2 separate regions of the Homo sapiens genome follow, and region 2 is linked to region 1. The links are chromatin loops, found by intact Hi-C in ENCODE. Cell type or tissue: A673. All regions are shown on one strand. Region 1 has its middle 6.3 kb from the start of SAP18. Region 2 overlaps CRYL1 (crystallin lambda 1).

Evidence for each region. A loop is a pair of places that touch in the nucleus more often than their neighbours do. Peaks named below come from ENCODE experiments on the same cell type or tissue, not always from the same donor. Only the 100,000 strongest peaks of a DNase experiment are listed, where the experiment ranks them.
Region 2: it touches region 1 in a loop (4-fold over the local background); 2 of 110 quality-filtered maps call a loop at or near these places.

Annotation. Positions count from the first base shown.
Region 1 is chr13:21,132,559-21,135,058 of GRCh38, forward strand. No RefSeq gene overlaps it. Among named protein-coding and RNA genes, the nearest start is that of SAP18, 6.3 kb to the right of the region's middle. In A673, a CTCF peak has its summit at 1,485 (motif pointing left); no DNase peak of the experiment used is centred here.
Region 2 is chr13:20,494,229-20,496,728 of GRCh38, forward strand. All of the region lies in intron 2 of CRYL1 (crystallin lambda 1), which reads right to left. Among named protein-coding and RNA genes, the nearest start is that of CRYL1, 30 kb to the right of the region's middle. In A673, CTCF peaks have their summits at 1,081 (motif pointing right) and 1,283; DNase peaks (open chromatin) are centred at 1,083 and 1,513; H3K4me3 peaks cover 303 bases.

The sequences.
Region 1 (2,500 bases):
AAGTGATATTCCTGCCTCAGCCTCCCAAAGTGCTGGGATTACAGGTGTGAGCCTTTGCGCCCAGCCTTTACTCTTGGTAACAAGTAGATGCTTTACTGAGACTGTTCACATACAACCCTTTGGGAAACAGAGCCCAGTAAATATTGTGCTTATAAATGCTGTACCCCTTGTCGCCTACAGATACACCTGAAGGAAAGAGTGTCATGAGAGGAATTTGAAAAGCATTAATAATCCCCTAGAGATTCAAATTTATAATCCACAACTTTTATAAACAACCAGATAGTTCTATGGATAATACATTTCATTAAATCTTCTCCAGAAACAAATTTTGTATAGTGTTCACTTATTTCCCTGCCATTAAAAGGTCATTCTTCTTCATATTAACAGCAGAGAATGCCATGGAGTTGCAGTGATTGACTGAGGCATATTCTTTAGAACTCCTCATTACATATTTCTGATTTTAATTCGGAGAATCTGCCTTTTCCTAGATTCATAATGCTAGGACACACAAAAGAGAGAGAGTAGAAAAAGAAGAGTGGAGAGAGTCTGATGACTTATTTTTCACATACTTCAGATGTTCACTTTTTTTAATTTTTAAAATTGTGATAAAATGTATGTAACATAAATGTTATCATTTTAACAATTTTTTGGTGTACAATTCAGTGACTTGAAGTATGTTCACTATGTTGTGCAACCATTCCCACCATCCATATCCAGAATTTTTTCATCATCTCAAAAAGAAACTCTGTACCCATTAAGCAATAACTTCCCAGTCCCCACGTACCCACCAGCCGCTGGCAGCCTCTCTTTTACTTTCTGCCTATGAATTTGCCTGTTCATTCTATGTGCCTCTTATAAATGAAATCACACAATGTTTGTTCTTTTGTGTCTGGCGTATTTCACTTAGCATAATGTTTTCTAGGTTCACCCACGTTGTAACGTGTCAGAATTTTATTCCTTTTGAAAGCTGAATATTCCATTCTATGTGTATCTTTCCATCTGTTGATGGACATTCAGATTGTTTCTACCTTTTGGCTACTGTGAATAATACTGCTATGAACACTAGTGCACAAATACCTGAGTCCCTGCTTTCAATTCCCTTGGGTATATTACTTAGAAGTGTAATACTTGTCCACGTAAATTCTAAAAAGAAAGGAAAGATGCATACCCTTAAATATTACAATTTCAGGAGCAACTCAGAGCTGGTTTTACAAGTCCATGTAGGTAGAATGAGGGCTGCTGAAAAAGTATTCCAAGTATTCTAAAATATAGATGCACTTCTACTGCCTCAAGATGTCGGAAAGTTTCATTTTGATGAGAGCTGGTTATTTGGAAAGGTCCCAAAATGAGAGCTTATATCTAAGAAATGAACCCTCCCCAGTATCACCAATAAAAGGTTGTGAAGTTCTTCATTTTCATAGTTTCAATGTTTTCCCTTTAATGGATTGATTAGAGTGCCCTCATGTGTCTGTATTATTATATTATGGAGGTTTTGAAAAAGATATAATACTAGAATCATCCTAGAATTCTTCTTTATTCAGAAAAATAAAATTTTAAAAAAAAAGATATACTAGAATCATAGAACTGGGGAGAAAATTTAAATATCTTTTTGAAAAAACAAACATTGCCTGCATGCAACTCTGCATGCATGCCTATTCTAGGCACAATGAAAAAATAAATTTTTTATGGCTGGGTGTGGTTAGTCACACTTGTAACCTCAGCACTTTGGGAGGCCAAGGCGGTGAATTGCTTGAGGCCAGGAATTTTTTTTTTTTTTTTTTAGACGGAGTCTCACCTAAGCCTCCCGAGTAGCCGGGACTATAAGTGCCCACTACCACGCCCGGCTAATTTTTTGTATTTTTAGTAGAGACAGGGTTTCACTGTGTTAGCCAAGATTGTCTCCATCTCCTGAACTCATGATCTGCCCGCCTCAGCCTCCCAAAATGCTGGGATTATAGGCATGAGCCACCACACCCTGCCGAGCCCAGGAGTTTGAGACAAGTTAGGCAACATGGCAAAACCCCGTTTCTAGAAAACATTAGCCAGGCATGGTGGTGTGGCCTGTGGTCCCAGCCACATGGGAGGCTGAGGTGGGAGGATTGCTTGAGTCCAGGAGGCGGAGGCTGCAGTGAGCTGAGATTGAGATTATGCCAATGCATTCCAGCCTGGGCAGCGGAGCCAGACCCTGTCTCAAAAGTAAGTAAGTAAATAACTATTTTAAAAGAGTAATCTAAATCACACATACAAAAGAGTTTCTAAGATGTACAGCTACAATGTAAAGAATAAAAAACACACTCCTCCTAGTGAGAAAGAGTATATTACCAGTATCTTAGAAGCTGTGGATGCCCTTCATAAATTGCATCACCCAAGCTTACCCTCAGAGGTAACACTAAACTGAATTTAGTGTTTATTTCCCCCTGCTTCTCTTTATAGTTTTACTACTCATGTTTGTTTCCCTAAACAGTATTTTTAGGTGAGGGGTTCCTATTTTCCCCCCAAA
Region 2 (2,500 bases), 640 kb before region 1:
CTTCAGCTTAATTGAAAGTTTTTTGTGTTACGGAGGAATAAGTGAGATGTTTAATACTGCGCCCATTGCTTTTCTAAGACTATTTCCTTTTCATAATTTATTTAAGAAATTTTAAATGTAGAAAGAATAATAAACATCCTCATCTCTCCACCCTCCAGAACTAACCACCGCCAATCCTCTTTGTCACTTTTTAAGTAAACAAAACCTAAATGAATCTCTTAGCGCCATCATCCCAGCCTCACCCAACCATCTTTCCACTGAACACACACAGGGTCTCTGGATGCCAAGGTCTGGGAACATAGTGAGTAACCATTGCATCCTTTAGGAAACTATGTCTGAGCGCCTGATGTGCTCAAAGCACCTGCTCCAAGCCTTAGTAGGCCAGCTGTGCGTCTTCAAACCTTTCCACTAATCCAAAGCAAACTTTTAGCCTTTTTTCCCAAAAGTACTGCATGAGATTAGACAGATAATGGGAGAACAGGAGTCTCTTGTTCCTCGATCCTCCAGGGACCACCCCGGAATGAGAATGTCCCATGGAGACAGCAAGCAGTGGCAAGAAAAGACACAACCACTCGCCTCTTTCAGAGCAGACTCAGGCTGAGGAATGTGCAGTGGTGGTTCTGCCTCAGGCCCTTCCTCCCTGGGCAGCACACACAGGTAGGACAGAGAACCTGGGCATGAGGGAGAGACACGGTCACACATGAACCCATCAGCCAACTGCAAACTCCAGGACCCTGCTGTGTGGTCCCGAGGGACGTCCAGTGAAAGCTGCGGAGGAGCTTCCGACATCTGCAGACAGACCCCTGTGTTCTCTTTAGGGCCAACAAATCCACATGCCACAAATCAAACCCAGCCTTTTGGCAACATTTTGTCCCAGTTAGATTAATTCCAATTTTTTTTATTCTTTTGGAAGAACTTCTGCATCAAGCTTTGTAGAAGACGTACATAAACACCTAGAAAAGATGTGCCAATCAACCGGGATTTTCAAATGCCACACACATACCAGGCTGTGGCATTGCCACACTTAACAGTTAACGTCAGGTTAGAGGCACTAGTAGAAGGCTGCAATGTGCCAGTTCTACCTCTAGAGGTCAGCCTAACACTAGGACTCAAAATACTGGCTCCTAACCAGTAAAGTTAAATTTTTACTTAAAATTAGAGAAAAGGAAATGTTAACAATTCTCACGGTAGGACAGGGTATGGGTGATTTTAATTTTTTTTAATGTTTCTATCTTTGAAATGTACTCAAAAGGAGCATGTATTTATTTTTAAAAAAGACTGAAGAAATTGGAACCTTGTGCACTGATGATGGGAATGTGGAAACGGCACAGCTGCTGTGGAAAACGTATGGTGGTAACTCAAAAAGTTAAAAATAGAGCCACCATATGATCCAGGAACCCCACTGCTGTGCATATATCCAAAAGAACTGAAGCGGGATCGCAAAGAGAGATTTGCACAGTCATGTTCCTAGCAGTGTTGTCAACAACAGAAGAAGCAAGCAATCCAAAAGTCCACCAACAGATGGAGGGATAAACAAAACATGGTTTCACACCTACGGTGGAATCTTATTCGGCCCCACAGGGGAAGGAAGTCCTGTCATATGTCATATGCCAGGCTGGAGTGCAGTGGCGCAGTCTCAGCTCACTACAACCTCCCCCTCCCGGCTTCAGGCGATTCTCCTGCCTCAGCTTCCCAAATAGCTGGGACTACAGGAATGCACCACCACACCCAACTGATTTTTGTATTTTTTAGTGGAGACGGGTTTTCACTCTATGTTGGCCAGGCTGGTCTTGAACTCCTAACCTCAGGTGATCCACCTGCCTTGGCCTCCCAAAGTGCTGGGATTACAGGTGTGACCCACCTCGCCCGGCCTAGGATGAACTTTTTACTTAACATTATGCTTAAGTGAAATAAGCCAGACACAAAAGGACAGATGCCATATGACTCCACCTACAACAGGTACCCAGAGCAGTCAAACTCACAGTGACAGAAAGTAGAATGGTGGATGCCAGGGGCTGGCAGAGGCACAAAAGAAGAGTTGTTTAATGGGCACAGAGTTCAGTTTTACAAGATGAAAAAGCTCTGCAGATTGCACAACCATGTGAACGTACTTAATGCTACTCAACTATTATACACGTTAAAATGGCAAAGATGGCCAAACTTCATGAGAACTAGAATTTAGAAATAAGTCGATTTAGGGTATAACAAGCTCATAGATTTTACAGAATGACTTAGAAAATCGTTTTGGCTAGTATATTCCCGTTAATTCATGCAATAATCTAGGTCCTGGACTTTGAATTACACACAGTAACATAAAGCACATCTATTTATCTCTGCTCCCTCCAGAAACCTTAGTAAAACCAGGCTAATAATGGATCTTTTTTTAAAAGCATAGACCTGTGCCTGGTGTGGTGGCTTACACCCATAATCCCAACACTTTGGGAGGCCGAGGCAGGCAGATCAGATCTCTTGTGCTCAGGAGTTTGAGACCAGCCTGGGC